Linked DNA regions of Mus musculus: regions 2 and 3 are each linked to region 1. Evidence: chromatin loops called from intact Hi-C (ENCODE). Cell type or tissue: left cerebral cortex. All regions are shown on one strand.

What was found. Hi-C counts contacts between places; a loop is a spot of excess contacts. Peaks named below come from ENCODE experiments on the same cell type or tissue, not always from the same donor. Only the 100,000 strongest peaks of a DNase experiment are listed, where the experiment ranks them.
Region 2: it touches region 1 in a loop (2.3-fold over the local background); 4 of 42 quality-filtered maps call a loop at or near these places.
Region 3: a loop joins it to region 1, with 2.5 times the contacts of the local background. A loop is called at or near these places in 2 of 42 quality-filtered maps.

What each region holds. Positions count from the first base shown.
Region 1 is chr6:12,257,385-12,265,384 of GRCm38, forward strand. No RefSeq gene overlaps it. Among named protein-coding and RNA genes, the nearest start is that of Gm35961, 94 kb to the left of the region's middle. In left cerebral cortex, a CTCF peak has its summit at 3,506 (motif pointing left); DNase peaks (open chromatin) are centred at 1,987, 3,169, 3,441, 3,761 and 1 more place; H3K4me3 peaks cover 462 bases.
Region 2 is chr6:11,921,372-11,929,371 of GRCm38, forward strand. It overlaps Phf14 (PHD finger protein 14), which reads left to right and starts at 4,510. Exons shown (of 18, transcript NM_001168382.2): 1 at 4,510-4,921; 2 at 5,356-5,466. The coding sequence starts at 4,921. In left cerebral cortex, no CTCF peak of the experiment used is centred here; DNase peaks (open chromatin) are centred at 4,463, 4,954 and 5,148; H3K4me3 peaks cover 2,092 bases; H3K27ac peaks cover 1,555 bases.
Region 3 is chr6:12,172,697-12,180,696 of GRCm38, forward strand. Gm35961 (a long non-coding RNA gene) reads left to right here. Exons shown (of 6, transcript XR_377345.3): 2 at 354-500; 3 at 7,601-7,700. Among named protein-coding and RNA genes, the nearest start is that of Gm35961, 9.0 kb to the left of the region's middle. In left cerebral cortex, a CTCF peak has its summit at 4,821 (motif pointing right); DNase peaks (open chromatin) are centred at 4,858, 5,523 and 5,874; H3K27ac peaks cover 524 bases.

The DNA of each region.
Region 1 (8,000 bases):
AACAAAACAACAACAACAACAACAACCAGTGATGTTGTACAGTGGGCTACCTGAGGGCATCTTCTGAAATCAGAGTTGCAAGCTTAAGGGATTTACATGGTCATTGAAAGCATTGAACCCTCTTCCCAGGGAGGTGACTCGGATGGTTTTCAGATGGAAGAATCTGCAGAGAAATATTCAGAGTCCTTAGTTGTGTTTTCTTGCTCTCAGGAGCACAGAAAATTATTCTGAGAGTGGATAGGAAAATAGAAGAGAGAAGGGGAGAGGAGAAGGGAGGAGAAGGGAAGTGAGGAGTGGAGAGGAGAGGGAAGTGGAGGGGAGGGGAGGGAAGAGAGAGGAAAGGAAGAGAGGGAAACTGAGTTTGTTAGAGAGTGAGAAAATGATTGAGAAACACAAAGTAGAGGTGAGGTAGAAGCCTGAGGCCTGTCTCTGTCTCTGCTTTGCCCTGATAGTTAATTGTTCCTTTATTTTGTGTGACATCCCCTACAAATTCCTATTGGGTCATGATGTGGAGCTTCCAGGATACTCTGCTGATGTGTCATACTTCAGCAGTGTGAAGAGACTTTGCTGTCCTGTCGTGGGAGCAGGCCATATTTATAACCAAAAGTTGAGAAAGAAATGCTTGTGACATCGAGATAATTGTTCAATGTTTCCCGAAGCACCATTGCTTTATCTCTTGAACCATCTACAGTTCAAGCTACCTTAGCCAGACAGCAGACATTTTGCTAGGAATGAGGCTACTAAGAAGAGGGACAAAGAGGGCATCAGGAAGATTTTAGTCACACTCACACCCCCTTCGTGGTGCTGTGGGTCAAACACTCCCGAACACTAGGCAAATGCTCCACCTCTGAACCAAACTACTAGCCAACCTTGTCCCATTTGAAAGGCTTCAATCCTGGATAACATCCTTGAATTTGCTTAGGTGATTTCACTCCCTGGGCAAACCTTTCTGGTTCTCACTCATCAATCACAAACTGTTTAGAAATGGCTCCATTCTATGAATAAGCCTGCAGCCGGCTGCAGAGAGCCAGCCCGAGAAAGGATGGAGTAAGAAACACAGTTGAGGGGGGCCTGACAAGGGCACAGGGCAGCCAGGAACAATGAGGTATTCTCCCAGGGAGTGGCCATGCCATTGTAAACCATTTCATGTGTCTAATGCGCAAGGGCAGAAACCTCCAATTCTTTTGAATTTGATGAGTCTGTTGTAAGTGCATCTCATCCAGCACAATAGTAGGATGTGGGAGTCTCTGGCCCTGCAGAAGAAACTTCACTGGCACACCAAGTACCAAGTCTTTGAGGAGAGGGTGCCTATCATGTATGTATAACACGGTAGCCCAAGAACTGTCGGACTTATCACAAGGCAAGAAGCAATCAGCTATTATCACTTAATGTGGAGCACATTATGATATCTATATGTGGTACCAACAGATGCCATGGCCAGTTCCACATTAGTGACTTGCTTTCACTACGTGACACCTAGGTCTCTTCAAAGCATTGATGTATGGTATAATACCAGACTATACTGGAAGAGCAAAAGGACTATCTCTGAACGAAACAAAAGGGGCAGAGATTGCCACAGCAGTGTAGGGATGCTCTGAGCAGTGGGGGATTCTGGAGGGCAGAGTGAGGGATGAGATGTCGAGGAGTTGACAGCCTTTGAATGCAGTGGAGTGACAGCGCCATTCATTGTCCCCAGGCTGAGTTCTGCCTAATTCACAGAACACAGTGACTTAAGAGTTCTCTTCTTCTACTTGTTTCCTGTGAGAGATGGGGGCTGTTGGTTGCTAGGGTTACCGTCTAAATGTGAACTCAACTGACATGGCATCTCTTAATAAGGGCAAGTCCTTCATGTATTTTTGAGAGCGCACCGGTGACAAAATCCTCCTCAGTTTAGCAGGAAAATACCGCAAGAGTAAATTGTCAATGACAACATCAGTGTCCTCTCTCGGCTTCAGGGATTAAGTGAGCAGCAGCCACTGTCAGGCTCTGATGTGACTTCAGGATTCCTTAAAAACAGCAGCTAAATTAAAGGTCCCTACCTGAGGGGAGGGGAATCCTGCTTTCCCAGCAGGGGAGATACCTTGATTAAAGCTCAGCCTGACCTTCCTGCTTCATCTCCACGGAAATAGAGACGGGTTTCCTAAATGGCAGGACTTTTACAGAATCATAATGCACAAGGACCAGGGTGCCGAGCGCGGAATTTCCATCTTCATTCCTGAAGCCCGCATAGGAGAGAAAATAAAGGAGGGCCTCTATTATTTGTTATCAAGAGAGAGCAGCCCTCCTTTCCTTGTTTCTTTTGTGCAGAGACACAATTATCTGTAGAACAAGTAATTCATTCTTCAGCCCTTTAGATTGCTTTTCTGCACACCGAGTTCTTGGGTTATTATCGTTTAGTGGATGCCAATGGTGTGATGGGAAGGCTTCGATGCTGAGGGTGATATGTATTGGTAAAGAATTCGCTCGGGGGAAACAGCCCAAGCTTCGGGGAATTTAAAACAAAAGCGAAGCCCCACAGGACCAATCTGTTTCATACTTAATGAGGATGAAATAAGCCTGCGGATTTTTTCCTTGTATGTTCTTTGATGTTCCATTAAGTCATAATTACTTAAATTACAAAATGTGCTGGTAGCCTATGGAATTTAAAGGACTTTTTCTCTTTTAAATCACAATGTGTAGGAGGAAAACAATTTCTAACAAATCAGGGAATATATCCACTGCAGTGTTGTATTGGGTTTTTTTGCGCATTAAATTTTAAAAATTAATAAAATTGAGTCTTCGTGTTATTAACACCCTCCATTTAACACAATTTGCATCTGGAGCATAGAGCCTCGTTTCTTTGTGATACTTAGGAAAGATCAAAATGTTCACAGTAATAGTTGGTTTGAGAGCGAGTTCCAGGAGAAACAGTAGAAATGTTTATTAAAGGCAGAAATCTGAATGTTTTGTCCATTGCATTTTTATATGATTAGTAAGCGTCACAATCAGTCTCAGTGATTGTAAACTCACAGAAGAGAGGACGGTGATTGTCTGAAGGGCAGCAGTCCCATAAAAAGGAGATGCATGCAGCGTGTGGAGAGTGAGTTACCTCATCTCTAACAGCACCAAGTGCCCTACAGTGTTCCTGCAAAAAGACACCGTGTGTCCAATAAAACGTCACCTATGTCTACAGAGGCGAGGAATGCATTATCTCAAGTCACTGTTACTAGAACAAATGAGATGTGTTTGTACTTAGCAGCTGTAAGCATGAAGCAGATGGGAGAGATACAGAAAGGGAGAGAGAGAGACAGAGAGAGACAGAGAGAGAGACAGAGACAGAGACAGAGACAGAGACAGAGACACAGACACAGACACAGACACAGACACAGACACAGACACAGACACAGACACAGACACAGACACAGACACAGACACAGACACAGAGAAAGGAAATCAAGAATTAAAATGGAAGCAAACCCCAGCAGTGTACTTAGCAAAAGTGAGGATATGCTACCCTCTGGTGGCAAACCATAGTACCGACATGCGCTATGTGGATTGAGCAAAACCTGATTGGGTTTTGATTGGTTTTTTTTTTTTTTTTTCTGTTTGTTTGTTTGTTTGATTGTTTTAAATCAGAACAAGTATCTGAGCATTCTGCTAGCATCGACACAGTGTTTAATCCCTCCACCAACCTTCTGATACAGAGAGCTAAATCTACACCAATTATATTTGTCTGTTTTGTGTTCACAATATCGTGAATTCGTGTTTCCCCCCAAAAGATGTTAATTCTCTTCCATCAGCGTCTTCCTCTTCTTCTACCTGGCATTGGATTATAACGTGGACAGAGTTTATAGCCTACTCTGTAAAATAACGTGGAGAAATCTAGACATTTCAGGAGTTTGCTGCTTTTAAAAATGGTAATTCATGTACAGAAGTTGGAGTAAATATAAATAAAAACTGAAGACACAATTGAAGCCAACTGTGAAAGAGACCCCAGAAAAATGAAATGGAAATAAGAACCTGCCTTCCTCCGCACAGCTGCCTCCCTTCTCAGTGGCCGCTGTCTCAGCCTTGGCACACTGATTCTTGCTATTCAAGTGAGGCGTGTTCTCTCTCTCTGACAATTGCCACGTGTGTTCCCTTACAGCTTCTGCTGGGTAATTTGTCATACCTGTGGAGATTCTGATTTTTTTCTCTTTTGCTCATAATGGGAATATTGTGCTTCAACCTATTGTATTTTAGTTTCATGTTTGCAACACTTCAAAAACTGTGCCCTTTACCGTCTTTTGATTGTTTGTTTTGTTTTGTTTTGTTTGTTTGAGGAAGGGTCTCACCCAGTAACTTGGGCTACCCTTGAATTCATAGTCCTGCCTGTGGACTGAGATTACGGACACAAATGACTCTGGTTGGCTTTAAATTTAGTTGCTATGAGAGTTAGAATTTTTTTCCTTTAATTTTTCCTTTAATCATAACCTTCAGGAGGCAGATGCAAGCAGATATCCTAGTTCAAGGCCAGCCTGGGTTACAGATTGAATTTGAGGATAGCCAGAACTATACAGAGAAACTTTGTCATGAAAAACAATGAGAGAGAGAGAGAGAGAGAGAGAGAGAGAGAGAGAGAGAGACTCTGTCTCCTGCAAACATATTTTCTGCATCAATCTTTATAATTCAGTGTTTGCTCCTCCTACTGGTACATCTGCTATATGGATTCCTCTGCTCAAGTGCCTAAGTATCATAGCACACATTTATTTCACAGTGGCTTATTTTAGGTAAACCTAAAAATGCAATAAAGAGAAATTCTTGAGGAGTAAACATTCAGGTTCACATTGAATATAACATTAATCGATAATTTGGATGGCAAAGAGAATACTTATTTTCAGCGACAATGTCTGTTTTCTTTTGTACATCTTGGCAGTTATGACTTCTGAACCGTCAGACTGTGTGCTTCAGTTAAAACTTCATGTGTCCCATAATTCAGTGTGACGTTCATGATGAGTCTTCATGATAAGGCAGTCGCCGTAGAGCATGCCGTGCCCTGGGATGTCTCTGACTCACTAATAAAATTATGGGCACACATTGTGCTAGAAGAATCATCGAAGAGAGTGATAAAAGAATTACAGTGGTTTGTAGGAACGAATAAGAACTATCCTTGATGCAACCAATGGGTATCCTAAGATGGCTTCTGCCAGTGTCTCGGGTTAATGATGACCCGAGCAAGAGCAGAAACGACCATTACCAGAAACGCAGGGACAGCCTGTTGTCTCTGGTTGCACTGATGGTTTAGGGCTGTTGGATTTTTACAAAGTGTTCTGAAATAATCAGAGACTTGATTCCAAAGTCAGTACCGCCAAAAGGAAGAGTCCAATGATGAAAAGCACCTAGGCTGTACCTGGCAGTAACCTGCTGGCCGAAAGCCTCTTGACAGGTGGCCGTGACTGTGGCGTGTTCTCTCAGTCCTGGGGAGACAGTGTGTTCCTCTGCTGTGACGTTGTGAGTCTCTCTGCAAAGCACACTCTCCTGCCAGCTTTTACAGCAGTTGACCGCAATCGGTGACCTGGTTTCAGCTCTAGGTGTTCTTAGATGGCCTCATTCTGCTTCAAAGCATTGCGTTTGCTAGAATGAGAAGAATCCTTCTGTTGCACAAAGTGGTGTCACGGAGGAAGAGAAACTAGAAAGAGACTCGCAGAGTCTGCCCTCTCAGTGCCAAACCCGTGCCTTTGTTTACCCTCTCTTTCCCATGGGCTTCAGGCATCAAAAGGTCTCACAGGGATCATAATCCCAAGACCTGTGTACTCCGCTGAGCAAGGCTGATGCTGACATCAGAGCGGTGACCATGACCATGGCAAGGTCAAGCTGAGTCTGGCTCACTCACTGAGGAGGGCTGGTTCAGTGTTGGACTGACTAAACAAAGAAATACAGGACTGGGAAGGGAGTGAGCGCCACACTGAAAATCCACTCAGCACAGATGGGAGAGCAAAGGCAGAAGTTTCCATTATCAGTCCCAGCTGCGATTTCTAAATATTTCCCCTCTGCTTGTTTATATTTTCTTTTTAGCATTTTAAAACATCATTTCACCTCCCGGTTTTGGTTTTTCTCTTGTCTTTTCTTTTCTTTTCTTTTCTTTTCTTTTCTTTTCTTTTCTTTTCTTTCTTTCTTTCTTTCTTTCTTTCTTTCTTTCTTTCTTTCTTTCTTTCTTTCTTCCTCTCTCTCTCTCTCTCTCTCTCTCTCTCTCTCTCCTTCCTTCCTTCTTCTCTCTCTCTCTCTCTTTCTCTCTCTCTCTCTCTCTTTTTCTTTCTCTCCTTTTTTCCCCAGCGATCATTTCAGAAGACAGACACCAGGCTGCTTTGGGTAAAGATGCTTTCTTTCATCAGACTTCAAAGACCCCTGGTCTTCAATTTCCCAAACTTGTGTAGTGCAACTGGAAATTTCATTTAATTGTCTCAGATGTATTCTAGATGAGCCACTGTGTTAGCTGTGGTTATTATTTTGAACTTTGCAGAGCTCTTGAAGAGTTGAGTACCTAAGCTAGTTCTAGCTGTGGACGTGTGGCAGTTTAGATGACATTGGGAGAGAGACGGAGATGAAGGGTAGGGGTCTTCTACAGGTACTCAGACATTTATCCTGTAATTAGAAAGTTCCAATACATTCTTTTTTTTTTTCCATTTTTTATTAGGTATTTCGCTCATTTACATTTGCAATGCTATACCAAAAGTCCCCCATAGCCACCCACCCCCTCTCCCCTACCCACCCACTCCCCTTTTATGGCCCTGGCGTTCCCCTGTACTGGGGCATATAAAGTTTGCGTGTCCAATGGGCCTCTCTTTCCAGTGATGGCCGACTAGGCCATCTTTTGATGCATATGCAGCTAGAGTCAAGAGCTCCGGGGTACTGGTTAGTTCATAATGTTGTTCCACCTATAGGGTTGCAGATCCCTTTAGCTTCTTTGGTACTTTCTCTAGCTCCTTCATTGGGGGCCATGTGATCCATCCAATAGCCGACTGTGAGCATCCACTTCTATGTTTGCTAGGCCCAGGCATACTCTGACAAGAGACAGCTATATCAGGGTCCTTTCAGCATAATCTTGCTAGTGTATGCAATGGTGTCAGCATTTGGAAGCTGATTATGGGATGGATCCCCGGATATGGTAGTGTCTACATGGTCCATCCTTTTATCTCAGCTCCAAACTTTGTCTCTGTAACTCCTTCCACATTCTTAAGCTGCTGTATTAGGTGCAGTTGGGCTGTGCTAAATGTCTTTGGAAGCAAGGGGGGACTCAGACCTGTTTCTATGAGACAAACAATAGAGTATCCCATAGCTTTGTCTATATCACTTGTTCACATTTTTCTGCACATTTGAATATATTACTATAAACTGATGTTGTTTTTTAAACTAGTGAATTTTATTTTAAAATGATTATAAAGGTTATATAAGTTCATTATAATTATAACAAAATTAAGAGATACTTAAAGGCTCAATTAATCACCTATAATTGATCTCTAGAAACAATTTCTTTAAATACAAATTTAAAAAAAATTTAAAGTTATAACACAATTACCATCACCCCCCCCCCCAAACACACACACCTCCTGCCTTCCCTTTCCTCCCTGCAACACTTGCCATGTATCCCCTTTGTCTTAGCTAGGTTGTGATGAACACTAGGACCAAAGCAAGTTGGGGAGGAAAGGGTCATTTGGTTTATGCTTCCATATCTCTCATCAAAGAAAGTCAGGACAAGAACTCAAACAAGGCAGGAACCTGGAGGCAGGAGCTGATGCAGAGGCCATGTAAGGGTGCTACTTAATGGCTTGCCCAGGCCTTTTCTATAGAACCCAGAACCATACCCAATGGGATGCCTGCCCTCCCACGCCTCTACACCCATAGCAATCTTTAATTACAAAGATGCCCTGCAGGCTTGTGTACAGGCCGATCTTATGATCTTGTGGAGGCATTTCCTAATCGAGGTTCCCTCCTCTCAAATGACTTTAGCTTATGCCAAGTAGACATAAAACTATCCAGCAAAC
Region 2 (8,000 bases), 340 kb before region 1:
CTAGTGTACATATTGACAGTCCTAAGTTGGACACTGTTGGAAGAGATGCTTGAATATGTGAAGGTGGCTTTGGAATTGGAGCTGAAATATTGTTTAGAGTATAATAGAAACAGCTTAGATGTCCTTAAGAAATAGTTTGTGGAAATATGGAGATCTAAGTCAATCCTAGTAAAACACATTCTGTACATCTAAAGGTAGTCATAAGCACAGATAAATATTTAAATATTTACTTCTCTCATAAAGATTCATGAAGAAATGGAGCATATTTGGATGGACCCTGAAAGAAGGGTCATCCTTCTTATAAATGCCAGAAAGTGTGGTACAATTTTGTTTTTCTATTGGCCATAAAGAAGAAACCTTTATAAAGTTTAAATATTAAGCTGATACTTTTTTTAGTACCATTGGAGGTGCAAAATCTAGCAGCAGCTGAGAGTCCTCCTGGGAATAAACACGTCACCAAGTCTCTGTACCTTCAAACAGCTTCCCAGATACTTTACAAACCAGAGACGAAGCCAGAGAACCAAGAAATTGCTGGTTCTGGGTGTGATGAAAGCCTTAACCAAAGCAAGTGATTGATGAAAGGGCTCATTTGGCTTCTGCTCCCAGACCATAGTATATCATTGCAAGAAGTCAAGGTAGGAAATCAAACAGGGCAGTAAACTGGAAGCAAGAGCTGATGCAAAGCCATGGAAGGGTGCTCTATTGACTTGCTGCATATAACTTGCTCAGCCTCCTGTCTTACAGAACCCAGGACTACCACCTCAGTTGGCCCAATCATATGGAGGCATTTTCTCAGTTGAGACTTCTTCCTCTCTGATGACTCTACATTGTGCCAAAGTGACATTTAACTCTCCAGCATAGCATCCTTTGGAAAGTCTTTATAACTTAGAAAAGCCCCTGCATTAAAATGTCTATAATAAGATCAGCTTCTCTGTACTACAGTTTGCTGCTACACTACAGGTGATTAGCTACTGTCGGCTTCTGTTGCCAAATCTCTTCTTAGGGCCAAACACAAATCACATCTGCAGTCCCATTTCCAAGAGACTCTGAGACCGATACAGATGAACAGGATAGATATGAGTCCAATTTCGACAAAAAGGAAAGGTCTAATTACACTGACAAAGAGAAGTCTTTGATGTTGCAACCTATTCTCAATTCTTCAGATAGCCTCCTTACCAATCGATATACTCAATGCTCACAGACTTGTCTAAAATTTCAACCTGTGGATTCAAGATCACTGGCTGTTGGCATTGCTCAATGATTTTATTAGAACACCGATTCTCAGTTAGAGGCATGAATGAGGTTACCACTGTTGGCTTTTCTTTTCAAAGGACATTTGGCAAAAACTTTTTAGATATCACAACTTGAATAAAGGTGAGCTGCTTCGGCATGTTGTTGCTAGAGGGAAAAAGCTGGATCATCTACAGACACAGGGTCATCTTCTACACTACATTATTTAGCCCAAAGTATCCATGGTGCCTACACTGAGAAATCCTAGTTTTGAGTAACAGAGAAGCTGTATTTCTTGACAATGAATTTAAAACTCTGAACTTTTGCTCATCACTCACACTCACACACACACACACACACACACTATTTAAATACACATTTAATATTTATTTATTATATTTAAATATACATATTGGCTGTTCTTGGCATTGCTTTCATCTCAGGCCATTTATTTATTTTTTGCTCCATCTCGATGGTCTATTAGAAGAAGTACTTGTTGCCCGTAGACTGTGATCAATAATCACATGTGATAATTTAACTAATTATTTCTCATTACAATATCTTCATTTTATTGGCAATAACAATTTCCCTGCTTTTTGAGCCAAGCCATATCAAATAAATCTTTATTTTATAGGGTAAAATTTTATTTCTTTTTTATTACCTAAACATATTAGTGTGCCAATCGGATTTTTTCAACATGCTCTTAGCCCTGGGAATTTCTGTACTTTTAAAAAACATCTCCCTTCACTCTTGACACCCACCCCAGTTTAGATGCATACTTAAACTTTTTGTGTATGAGTATAAATATAAATTGCTCTAGAATGCTTTTCCTTTGTGTTTCCTCCTCTCTGAATGTGTGTATTCTTTCTCTGGTTGTCCAGAGTAACAAACAGTAATTTACTTGATTATATATTCAGTTGTATCTCAACCTGTGGCTGGGAAAAGACAATAATCATTTTGGTACATTCCTTAAATTGCTATATATGGTATTTATTAAATATGTTTCAATGAAAATATCTTTGAAGAGTTTCCTCCTCATTGCATTCGGTGATTTGATGTCTATAAATTTCACAATTTTTCAAAACATTTCATTTCCCATTCTAAACATACTGACATTCAACATGTATTTGTGGAATAAATAAATGAGTTTAATTGGTTTCATTCAAACCTTTGTGTAATATCAATATAAGATTTGCCATATTTGTATTATGTTCTTTTTTCCTCTTAGTAATACTGAGTACTGTGGTTTATTTATATGGATGTCTTCCAATCAAATGTGGTTGGTTACTCCTGTAACCTTTGTGCCACTACTGCACCAGCATATCTTGGAGGCAGGTTGCTTTGTCTGAGGCCAGATCTCAGTGTTTGTGCTTGGGAGGTGCTGATGATTACGTTTCTCGTCCTCTCATAGTGTGCAGAGCACCTTAACCTTAGCCATTAGGGATGGAACTTCTAGTTGAGCACCAGTTTAATGTTCAATAATATAAGTAGTGTCTTCAGCAGTAGGGATTTGCTATCAGGTTGTAGAGATCAAGTAACAATAGTCTGTGATACTTGAAGGGTTGTATGGAATCTGTCCAGTGACTCAACAGGAGAGAACCCATTTGTAGCACTGGAGTTTTCACTTGGTGAGATAAGCTATCTAGTTGAGGCATTGTCTCCCCCAGTATATGGGGGAGTAAATATATTCTATTTCATTTCCTTGCATATTGTATTTGCTTTAAAGAGCCTCTATGCTTGTAGATTTCTGTTGTAACACAGTCCCCAGAATGCTGTTTTCTTAGTGAGGAGAATTGGTGAAGAGAATTCTGAGTGCTTGGGAGACTATAAGACAACAAGACAAGAGTCTTGGAGCTCAGTTTCTTCAGAACACAGAACTTGCTTTTGGACTGCTTCGTGCTCCTCCCAGGTGTAGTGAATAGGAGTGAGTTTATTTCAGCTTATCCATCACAGCTAACTATTGTTATTTGTTTATTACCACCAAGGAAAAGACATTTTTGACATGTGCAGCTTTCCTTGCAATTGGACTCTTTACTCTTGTGATTCTTAACTCTTACAGTTTAAATTTTCTGATGTTCTGAATAAAGTTAGCTATTGCATGAGAACTTAGTCTACCTTCTTTTTAGGTTCTGTTATCCCAGGCCCCTGTAGAGTGGTAAACAGTTTTTCCATATATTTTTTGAAGGGGTCTTTAGTGTTAGTTGTCTTCTCTATATTTCCCACCCCCATTAGACTTTTTTTTCACTAGCATCTTAACTTCACCTTCAGATTCGTTCATTAGCCTATTAAAGCCAGTCCTGGGCTTGGCTCCTGTCTGCCTTGTTTCTGAGGCTTACTTACTTACTGGAGTTACACAAAATAGTTGTCTTTCTTCTTTTCTTTTTAACTTATGTTCCTAACTTTGAAAAATGGAATATTTGTCTTTTTGAGTCCTAGTTACCTCACGCAGGATAATTTTTGCTATGTTTGTCCATTTTCTTGCAAATTTCATTTTTCTTAACAGCTGAATAATATTCCATTGTGTAACTATAAAACATTTTCACTATTCAACCATTAGCTTATGGACATCTATAATGTTTCTAAATTTTGGTGATTATATAGAGAGCAGCAATGGACATGAATGAGCAAATATCAACGTCTGAGTGGTGTCTTAGTCAGTGTTTCTATTCGTACACAAAACATCATGGCCAAGAAGCAAGTTGGGGAGGAAAGGGTTTATTCAGCTTACACTTGCACATTGCTGTTCATCACCAAAGGAAGTCATGACAGGAACTCAAGCAGGTCAGGAACTTGGAGGCTGAAGTGGATGCAGAAGCCATGGAGGAGTTCTGTTTACTGTCTTTCTTCCCCTGGCTTTCTTATAGAATCAAAGAATACTAGCCCAGGGATGGCACTACCCATGATGGGCTAGGCCCTCAGTGCTTGATCACTATTTGAGAAAATACCTTACAGCTGGATCTCTTGGAGGCATTTCCTCAAGGGAGGCTCCTTTGATTACTCCAGCTTGTGTTAAGTTGATACACAAAACTAGGAAGTACAAGTGTTATAGTCGAATCTTGAGGTAGATGGAGACTCAGCTTCGTGAGGAACCTGTACTCTGATTTCCATAGTAGCTGTACCAGTTTTCACTCCCACCAGCAATGACTAGTTCTTAGGCAGATGGATGGAACTAGAGAATCTGTGAATATTCTTAAAGTTACTGAGTTCCGGCGAGGGAGCGAGTGCGCGCATGCGCCCTCAGCTTCGGCTGCCCAGGGCGGCGTTTCCGCGGCGGCTTTCACTTCCTCCTTGTCGGAGCTGTATCCGGGTCGCTGTTCTCCCTATTGTCTCTGACAGAAGGCCCTCCGCTGTGCAAATTCTGGGTCTTTTGTTGCTTCTGGTGCAGGCTAATAAAGTTTTCTTTTTATTTCCAGTTTTTACCGGGGCAGTTCCCCTCGCAGGGCGGCCGGTTCGGGCCTAGCGCCCCTGGCCGGGGAGCGCGGGGGAAGGGGCGCCGGGCGGGCGGGCGGGCGGGCGCGGGGCGTGGGGAGGGACAGTAGCCCACCCCCGGGGTCGCCCCTGCTCGGTCGGCGCAGCGCCCTGCCTCGGTAGCTGCTCTCCGACCGGTCTCCTTGGTCCTCTGCGCGTCCCTGCTGCCTTGCCTCTCGCAGCCTTCCCTAGCTCTCCAAACGACCACCTCACGGATTCCTTAGTAAGTGTCTCCGAGGCCTCAGCCCCGCGCCACTTCTCCTTTCAAGTCAGGCGGTGCTGAGCAGGGAGGGCCGGGTGGGTCCTGCAGGACAGACAGACAGACGGACCCTTGCTGGAAGCTGCTCCGTGGTCCCTTGGCTTCCGAGATAGCGTGCGTGGCCGTACGTTGTCTGAGTGAGGGATTACCGAGTGGTCAGAAGTTAGGCGGGGGTCTGCGAGGATGTGGGCTGTTTGCATTGGTCCTGGCCTAACGTCAGGGGCAGCCAGGCTCTCTGCATCCAGCGCCCCCAAACCCAACTTTTCCCACCAAGCTCAGTGTGGAGAAGTCAATTGGAGATTCCGTGCAGTGCACGAAGTCATTTCTATTTCCCCCAGCATCACAGTTCTCCCTGTTTGGTGAGATTGTAAAATGATTGTAATTTTTTCTCTTAACAGTGGATCGCAGCTCCAAGAGGAGGCAGGTGAAGCCTTTGGCCGCTTCTCTCCTGGAAGCTCTTGATTATGATAGTTCAGATGACAGTGATTTTAAAGTTGGAGATGCTTCAGGTAAATGTTTGCTTTCTCTCCCTTTCACAGCTTTCTGCCGTTCACTGCATTTTTAACTTTTTAATTTTTTTTTGAGACTTTTGATTAAAATGTTCATTTACTGTGCACACAAACCATTTATTTTGGTCATTTAATTTCTCACATTAACCTAAGAACCTCTCATTAGAACCTACTATGGCTTCTGCTTCCGTCCAGATTTACTCAGATGGTTAGCTGGTAGGGAGGAAGCCTTATTCAAAAAGGAGAAACATTTTTCCCAATCTATACCCTAAACTATATTTATGCTTATATACTCGAGTGAAGACTTGAGGTACCCCAGATGTAGAAGAGTATATTATGAATAATATGGACCACAATATTCTTGCGCAGTGTTACTCCCATATCAGCCCCCTAGGCATACTTAGGGGAGTTCTTTTTGTGCACGAGCTCGCTAACAATGAAGCCCAAGGAAACCTTGTGCTTTAAAACAGCAGGTACCGTGGCCCAGTGCCTTGAGTGCTTGCTTATTCCAGTTAGTGATGTGAAGAGGTGGTGAACTTGTATGTTCACATAGTTTAAAAGCAGAGAGGGAACATTAGAGGTTTTCTTTGTGCATTCTTCTTCTGTGTACTTAATGTATTAAGTTTCAGTTAAGGCAACCCGAGAAACAGAATGATACAGGCTGTTGTATCTGCAAAGCATCAGTGGACACCTGAACATTAAGACCTTTTTGTATTTCGCTCCCATTGATGAACATTTAGATAAAGTATAAGATAAAAGCCTGTCTGAGTTCAGCTCTTCTGAGGCTCTTATCTTGAAGCAGTGGGAGCATACGCAGGGCCTTTCACAGGCTCTGCTGCTAGACCACACTTGCAGTCCGTCTGACATAGTTTAATATCCCATCATGCACCAGCCCCTCTGACATGTTACCGTCCCATCAGGCAGTCTGAGAGTTTGGAACGTCTTGCTCCTTTTCTCCGACACTCTCACCTCTCTTTTTAAAGGTGGTGAGAAGAGATGAAATTAGTTTGCATCAGCCAGGTACTCCTGGCACATGCCTTTAATCCTAGCAGTGGGGAGGAACTCTGCGAGTTGGAAGGCAGCCAGGGCTACAGAGTCAAACCTTGTCTTAGAAAACAAACAAAAAATTCCTTGGATTGTGTTACTCTTAACAGCATCAGCAGACAGTTTGCATTGTGATTTGCTACAGAATCTCGTTTAACTTTATAATAGCTCATGTAGGAGATACTCCTTCACAGTCATAGAGGAACTGAGTTTAAAGGACTGCTCATGACGTTCTTCAGAAACTGATAGCCAGTGGGTCCGACTACGCTAAAAGTGGATTGATAGAATCTCAAATCAAAATGGCCTGGCAATTGTGGCAACTAATGAGTTCACGCCAGCCGTCAACACTCAAAAAATTACCTCGATTAACTGTTTTCTAACCTTCACGTTGCAGCTCTTTATCTCCTATGTAGTTGATTCACTGAGGTTTGGTACTTTCAAAGAAGGAAAACAAGGAAAGGGAAAGGAGGTAAATGACTTCTTCCTAGGGTTGACTAACAGGAGTATTCTTTGCTGAAAGGTAGTACTGGTGCATAGGTGAGGTTTAAAATGAGAAGTTGCTACCGTTTAAAAGATAGGAATCAATGAAACAAACTCCGACGTTTACGTTCTGTAAATGTTCAAAAGTGGTTTGGTTTCAATAAATCCTGGTTTGATAGTTTTATTGTTTTGTTTATTAAGGTGGAGTCATTCCCAGACATTTCTCTTTCTGAGGGATGAAATAGTCCAAAGATAAGTTTATAAGCTACCTGAAAAAGAGTGTATGGTATTAAGCCAAGCCAAGGTTCCAGAAGGGATGTTGAAGATGTTGAAGGGACGTTATATTTGGCAAATGTTTGATCCCTAAAAGAACTAAAAACTTCATACTATTTGTTGCCTCTTAACATATAATCCCCATTCGTCTACTGCCCTGGCTCCTGGCGAGTATATGTGAGCTAAGATTTCAGGTCATAAGTTTACTTTTGTAGCTTCTGCATGTTACTGTGAAAAAGAGCTAGTGGAATATGATTTTATTTTAAATAATAGTCAATGGCAGGTGAGTCTTCTTTTTCCATTTGACTCAGATGTGTTGGTGTTCAGAGAGGAGATATTAATGTATGCTAGATCAGCACTATTTCCTCTCATAGTTGGTTGAGGACAATAAATAAATATGCCCTCAGTTAGGGCACAGTTTAAATTAAAATAATGACCTCCAGAAAAGCCATATATAGAAATGTTAGGTGGAACCATATACAAGTGACTTATTTTTGTAGGTCTAAACCAGCCCAATATTGGAAATTATGTGGTTTAGCTTAGATAAATAGTTTATTTGATTTGTGCCTAGGGTTAGAGATGATTATTATTATTTTTTATCTAAATTGAATGCTTTTGAAGATGTGAGCAGTTAGTAATCTTATTATTAATATAAACTTGGGGTGTCCTGGCCTTTCCTCCTTTCTTTGCTATATAACGGGAGTTAACTAGATTTTGATGGGTTATTTAGTTAGTGT
Region 3 (8,000 bases), 85 kb before region 1:
GGCGACTATATTTAATGATTTACTAAAATGCATCACAATACCTAGCAGAGAGGATTTTGAATATTCCCATTACAAAGCAACAGTATATGTTTGATATGATGGATATGCTAATTACCCTGAATGGATTGTGGAACGTGAGTGCACATGTCAATTTATCACACTGAGGTCCCATGACTGTATAATTATTCTATCAATTAAAAAAAAACCAAGTTTTTATATATTTATCTTAAAATAAAAAATATTAAAAATCTCAGTGGAATGTCAACAACAATTCTGATGAAGACTATAAATGCTTTAATAGAATAGAAACAATTCTAAATGACTTAGTAGATTCCTCGTTTTCTTATTTGTAGTGTTTGGATACGTTTTAGAAAAGCAATATGGAACGAAGTGGAGTTTCTGAGAAGTGATGACAGTATTGTTTTAAAGTCAAGATCAAAGTGACTCATACCTGCTGTGAGAGATTGCACTGTGTCTCTTCAAAGGACAAATTCTGCTAGGTAAGAATGAAAACAGTAAAATAGTAATTAGTTCAAGTGTCCCTGTGTCTCCTGTGTGCTTTGGTATACTTACTATTTTTAAGTAATTGTTTCATGTTATATAATTTAAGCTACTATAAGGTACTCCATATTTAAGGTGGTAAATAATTAGAAATAGCAAATATTTCATAATTTTTATGTATTTTCCTGAATTTGGTAAAACTAGCAAATGAGAAAAATCAGATTCCACTCTCTCCACAGTTTTGACCTACGTGTTAATGGTCAGTTCAGAATTTTACATCCCACTCTTCCAGATGGGCTTCCTCTTGCACTCTCCACATCCTGTAGTTCTTGTTTATCTGTAAGCTCTCCTCTGCAGATTTCAGGCTTGCTACTGGAGATGAGATCTCATTTTCGTTCTATTTTTAATTTGACTTCTCAGACAGATCCACGGTTATGTTAGTGGGTTTATCTTGCTTACACAACATTTTCCTCTCTCCCTTGATAGTTTTGAATCTTGTCAAACTAGTATACATTCATCATCTAGCATTCAAGACATTTTACAACATAGACTAAAGCTAAGTCATTTGTTGATTTCTTACATTTTCTTACATTATATTTCATCCAACTTTGTCTTCCAGTGGACAAAGAAAATGGAGTCTTTTCTTTTGTCAGTTTTTCTTTCAATTGTCTCTATGTTTCTATTGACCAAGCCCTGCCTCCGAAGCCTTGTAACTTAAGTCATATGTTTGCAGAGCTATCCCTGCTTTTCAGTTCAACTTGTCGTATGGTCTCTACTTCACTATTAAACTATGTATTTTGTTAGTTTTTTGTTTGTTTGTTTGTTTGTTTGTTTTTAGTTTTTGAAATTATAATTCGATTATAACATTTCTACCTTTCCTCCCTTCAAACCCTGTTGGGTCTGGCATAGCCTTGTTGAGGATAGAGGAGAGAATGACATGGTTCCTGCCCCTGGGACTGGGCCAGCAGACATGGGCCTCCAAGAGTGTGGTTGGCTGCCATGGGCATAAGGCTAGTTTGTATGATAATTTACATATTTTACATTCTTCCTTTAAGAAATGTCCTCTGTGTTAACATCATGACTCCATGATAATCAGAGACAGCAGGAGTCCAGGAAGTGAAGGTATGGCTAATGTCCTATGAGAATCATAAACCCTGGAACCTTCAGGATAGCCCTTAAGGCAGTGGAAAAGAACTCTAAAAACAAGGTTGAAATCATAATTTCTCAACTATGCAAAATATAAGGGTGCAATGTGAATTATATGAGGGGCATCAGGAATCTGAAAAAAAAAAAAAAAAACAGAGGCAACTATACTATGAGCCAACTTGTCAGAAAGATAGGAAGGAAGGAGATAATGAGGTTTATCGAGTGGTGATCACAGGAGATCCCATTCAGCTAAGGTCTTTTCTTTTTCTTTCTTTCTTCCATTCTTTCTTTCTTTCTTTCTTTCTTTCTTTCTTTCTTTCTTTCTTTCTTTCTTTCTTTCTTTCTTTCTTTCTTTTTTTTTTCCTTACACAGGCAGACAAATTGTTAAGTTCAGGATCAGCCTGGGACAGAGCAAAGTTAGACCCAGGTGTTGTAGAAATGGTAATTTCAGGATAGGATCCTACCCAGCTAGCTTATTGTCTGTGAAGAACAGAGGCAAGCAGACCTCTTTTGCAATGTTAAAAGAAAATATGTGCTTGCTGTTCCCTAAGAATTAAGGGGCTGGGGTCATGAGATGCTGATTCATAGGATAATCAAAAAGGGAACCTGGAATAAAGATTGAATTGATATGTAAAATAAAAAACTGGGCTTATGATCTGCAAGAGATGAGCTATCCAGAGAAGTTTTTAGAATAGCAAGAAAGATCTGCTTGGAGAACTTTCTCTGGCAGAACACAGAGAGAACTGTCTAGAGATCTCCAGAGAAAGCTGATCAGAGAAAAAGCAGGCTGAAAAACTGTCTCTAGTAGAGCATAGGCAGCCAACTTGGACCCAGGATTTGACTTTGAGTCAATTGCTTTACTTTTCTCAGAACCTCTCTCCAAGCTGGGGTTTGGTCCTTGACATAAACCTCATAAACTCTTTTCCAGTTCTCCTTCAGATTTATGCCTCCTTTTTCACTAGCTGTTATTGCATGCATTTGTGTGTGTGTACACATATATGTTCCTAAATAAAAAGTGATGTCCAGTTCATATAATTAAAACAAACTGAGCAGTTCTTTAGAAGGACACGTCTTGTGTATTTTTCATGTTCCTTCTTTGAGCATATCCTAGAGATCTTCAGGGCTGCAGTTATGCATTTCTGAAATGATGCTACTTAGGAAAAGTCAATATATTGATTTTATTAATCTAAAAAGGTATTGTTACACCCTTGTTAGATCTCAGACTTCTCACACTCTGAGATAATATATGGAACTTAGAAGATCATGAAGATACTTTCAAATAAGATGTTTTAGTAAAATTCTTAGCAGTATTGACCTGATATTGCTATTGGCCTAAAATCAATAGCAAGGACAATACTGGTTTTGATTGAATACATTTATGGGATTAATTAATCTAAACACAGAAAACATTCAGAAGCTACACAAGGAATTCTACTGCTAGAACAAAATTAATATAATTTAGCTATTTGTTTTATTCCTATTAATGCTGACAATGTACTATTTTCCTGAACTTTTTGTATGGTTTAACATAATGTGGGTGTTTCTGCACCCTACTAGTAAAAAGAAGTATTCCAGATGTTTCAATACATTGTCAAAATATACCTGTGATTTAACATACTAGAAGGTATATATCTCCTCGACTACCTTTTGCAGGTGGAGAATTATTTGACTACTTGTAAGTAGTCTTGGAGTAGAAATAAAGTGCTTGTGTGTGTATGCTGCTGGCACAGTGAGTTTCACATCGGCCATCAGCCAATCAGTAAAGGTAGGAACTTGAAAGTATATGTCTCAAAATAGGGAAAAGTGCAACTGGAGCCAAAAGCTTACACCAAAAGAAACGCCCAATAAGGAATTATTTTTAATTCAGATATTGCATTGGCAATTTTCTCATAATTCCATTAAGCTTAGCTCCCATTATTTGGACAATCTGCAACACTGTTATAAACCCACTGTTTTCTGAAACAGAAAAGATAAAAGTGATACACAGATTCAACAGAAAGGTTTTACTCCTGGGCTGGCTGGGTATTTATTTTGGAAGCTTCCTTATGAATGGCTAAATAGGTTGGTGAGGGGTGGCAGGCAGGGGTTGCCATACAGGGCAAAGGAAAACATTTCTTAGAATACAAACTGAAAAATGTCCAAGCCTAGCTTTGCTCAGACACAGATAAAGAGCTGCTAAGTGTAGGTGTTCATTTATATTCTTTTGAATCCTTAGTAAGCTAATTAGGAGTACATGGAATAATGTATGCAAATTGTATAGTACTCTGCACAATACCTGGACACTTAATAAATATTAGTGATTATTGGTAAATATTAATAAAAATGGCATAGTTATGAAACTATTGTAAAAAATAAAGATTTTATTATTTTTGATGGCTAGGTATTTGAGTTATTATTAACATAAACAATGGTATAATATATAAATGTAGCACAATTTACTCTCTCATAGGTTTTTTCAAATAGAAACATAACAAATCATATACACAATTTAAAATTTAAAAATTTTCTGATAACTATATTAAAGAAATGGAAAGCGGAAAATTAATTTTAGTATTGGTTTAAATATTGTATTTAACCCAGTGTTCCTAAACCTATTTCAATGTTGAGTTGATATAAATCATTGTAAAGAAATATTTTGTTTTCTTTCTAAAGAAATGAGTGTTTGAAGATAGCATGTGTCTTAGTTAGGGCTTTATTGCTGTGAAGTGACAAAATAACCAAACAAATTTTCTAAAGGAAAATATTTAATTGGGCCTTTCTTACAGTTTCAGAGGTTTAGTCCATCATTGTCATGGAAGGAAGTATGTCAGCAGGCAGGCAGACATGGTGCTGGAAAAGTAGCTTAGAGTTCTTCACAGGATCTTCAGGCAGCAGGAAGAGACAGTAAGCCACTAGGTGTGCCTTGAGCTTCTAAAAAGTGAAAACCCACCTCCCAGTGACACACTCTTCCTCCAACAAGGCCACACCTACTCTAACCTCCTAATAGTGCCATTGCTTATTGGCCTTTTATTCAAACCACCACAGCATGTATTTGACACTTGCAGGACATCTCATGTTTAAATAGCCCCACATAAAAATTTCATAGCCATCTGTGACTACACAGTCTCCTATGTAGATCTGTTTACAAATGAACATTTTTAAAAATTATTTATTTATTTTATGTATATGGGTACACTGTTGCTATCTTCAGACAGACCAGAAGAGGGCATCAGATCCCATTACAGATGGTTGTGATCCACCATGTGGTTGCTGGGAATTGAACTCAGGACCTCTGGAAGAGCAGTCAGTGCTCTTAACCGCTGAGCCACCTCTCCAGCCAAAATGAACATTTTTTAATGCGAATTCTTTTCTTCCCAATATGAAGATATTCATGGTATTTAATGCCCATAGGAATTTGAAGCATTATTCTACACCAAAATTACAACGGAGGGAAATTTAAAATGTCTATAAAAGTGAATTTATCTGCACTATTTCCCACCCCACCCCCACCCCTGTAATGAATGCATATAGAAGTCAGGTGATACTCCCAGTGTAGTCACACAGAGTGAAAGTTCTCATTTTGATATTTAAAATGCCTTACTTACAAAAGCATATAGAGTGCATAAGGCTTTGAACAGAGCTAATAAATAAGCCTTACTCTCTATTTGAGCATAGAACCATTGGGAACATATACCTGCCAAGGACCAGCTGCCCAGCTGCAAGCTGATAGCCTATGTTCTGCATGAGATGGCTTTTCAAATCTCTCTCTCTCTCTCTCTCTCTCTCTCTCTCTCTCTCTCTCTCTCTGTGTGTGTGTGTGTGTGTGGTATGTGAGTGTTATGCTTGAGACAGCCTGTCAGACTATTCTCTCTCACTCTGTGTCTGTGTTCTGCTCCAGATGGGTTTTTCTTGCTATTCTAAAAATACCTCTCTGGTTAAGACAGCTCTCTCTGGCAGTAAAAATTCAAAAAGCTCTCTGGATAGCTCATGGGTTTTCTGACAAAGTCAGAAAAGCTGATAAAAAAAATTCTCTGACCAAGTCAGAAATACTACTAGAAAAATTCTAAAAGTAATTCTTGGGTTTTATGATCAAAATCAGAAGGCCAGAAAACATAAAAGTACTGTATTCACTCTCTAAGCAATTCTTGGGATTTCCAACCAAGGTCAGAAATCCTGTTTTAAAAAGTTCTAAAAGAGCTATGGAAATTTTTAAAAAGAGTCGTACTAGTTCTCCATGGATTTTTCCAACCAAAATCAGAAATTCTGCTAAGAGAAATATTCTTGAAGAGCTGTTGTTGCTCTCCAGAGATTTCTGGACAGTTCAGCTTTCACTAGAGAAAATTCTAAGGAACTGCAAACACTTTCTGCTGGCTCATCTCATGCAGACTGAAAGCCCAGTTTTGGTTTTGTTTTTAAATTTATATATCAATTCAGTTACTTATTCCAGGTTCCCTTTTGATCATCCCATAAATCAGCATTCCTTGACCTTAACCCCTTAACTCTTAGGAAAAGAACAGTAAATATATATTTTTTCATCACAAATGAATTCAGAGATATGCACATCTTCCTAAACTTAGATGGGTGGGAAATGGTCCTGAAATTACCATTCTGATTACTCCTGGTCCAAAATTCATTCTGTCCCAGCTTGTTCTTGAACTTGAGAATTTACTGCCTTTGTATCTGCATGTCTTTGTATCTTTCTGACAAGCTGGTTCATAGTCCAAATTCCTCTGTTTTTCTAGGTCCACGAATTCCTTCATATAATTCAGATTGCATCTTTATATTTTTCATAGCTGAGAAATTATATATTTTCAAATTAATATTTTTAGAGTTCTTTCCTTTTGATTTATCATCCCCTCCTTCCGAAGGAAGGAGATAATGTTTGCTACCTTTCCCCTCAGATATTTGGTTAGAAACAGCTGATGGCTCACATTCACGCTTACCATCAAGGAGTGTACCAGCCTCCAGAGGCAACCAAGTTGAGGGCCCTGAAGATTTGAATCTCTTCTCTAAACAGGTGTCAACCAATCTGGGAGCACATTTACAAATGGTATCTTGCTGTCAGCCCATGACGCCTGGTTGTTTTTTCTAATCTTCATGGAAAAAGGTTTCATCCATTGGGATAATTGTAGCTTTTTAACATATTTCAATGTAATTAGTGAATCTGCATGTCAGTGTTTTCTTGCATATTCCCTGATTGAGTTGGAGACCGTTTTACTTCTCCCCATGACCCGTCAAAGATAAAGAATTTGTTTACTGTAAATTGCACACCGCTCACTCCTATGTGCCATCTGCTGCACTTAACTGCACGGTGCTACTGTTTTCTATTAATAGCTCTTTGAACTTAAGAAAAAAATAATCAGAGGTGTTAATCAGAAATGTTAGGGGAATATTTACCCTATCAAGCTTTGCTTCTTGGTGGGATTTTCATTTTTGTTGTGTTAAAAAGATATTGCATTTCTGTCTAATAGGTTATAGTGAAGCAGGGTTCAGAGAGCCAATCTGAGTGGCTGTCATCTAGCATAATTGTGAAAGGTGTAGATATAAGGAAAGGCAGGAGGTTTTTTTTTTGTTTGTTTGTTTCAGAAAGTAATTTAGGTCTTTAACATGGATCTTATGGTCAGGTCACAGGTCAGGATTGTGAAGTTCCTCAGTGGAACTGCCTCATCTCCTTTGCTGTGCTGTCTCCTTGCTTCAACTTAATAATAATAAGAGATGTCATGCTTTTTTTTTTGATTATTCCAAATAACCACATTATTGGTCAAGGTTCTGTAGAAGGACAAACCCAACAGAATGAATAAATATTACAAAAAGAGGCTTTATGAGATTAGGAGCTGGGCACTTCAAGCATGGCTGTCTACATGAGAGGAGCTCAGAAGTTGCTGAATTTGCTGGTAGTTGCTACATTCACAAGAGTATGTGCCCCAGCTAAAGGACTGGAAGATCCCCAGAAGGCTGCTTATCTTCTGTCCAGGTTGAAAGGCTGAAGATGCCGGTTTCTGCTGTCCCGGAAGGATGGCAGCACCAACAATCATTATGGAATAGATGGATTCATCAGCAAGAAGCAAAGGCAGGTACGTAAGTACACTGTCTTTTCCTCAGAGGTCTTCAGGAAAGTGATGCCTATTCTGGGAGAAGGTCTGTCAATGAATCCTTCCTTGCAATGCCCTAATAGATCTGCTCTGAAACATTTGTTTTTTAATTGATTCCCTATTCAACCAAGTTGACATCAAGATTCAATTAATCATCATAGCTGCCATATTGGAAAAAATAAAACACAAAGTTACCTTGGAGCATTATTAACAAATGGACCTTGAATGCTAATGTCTCTATAAATCCAGGCCCTCCTTGAAGTAAACAAACTGCTAGAGGTT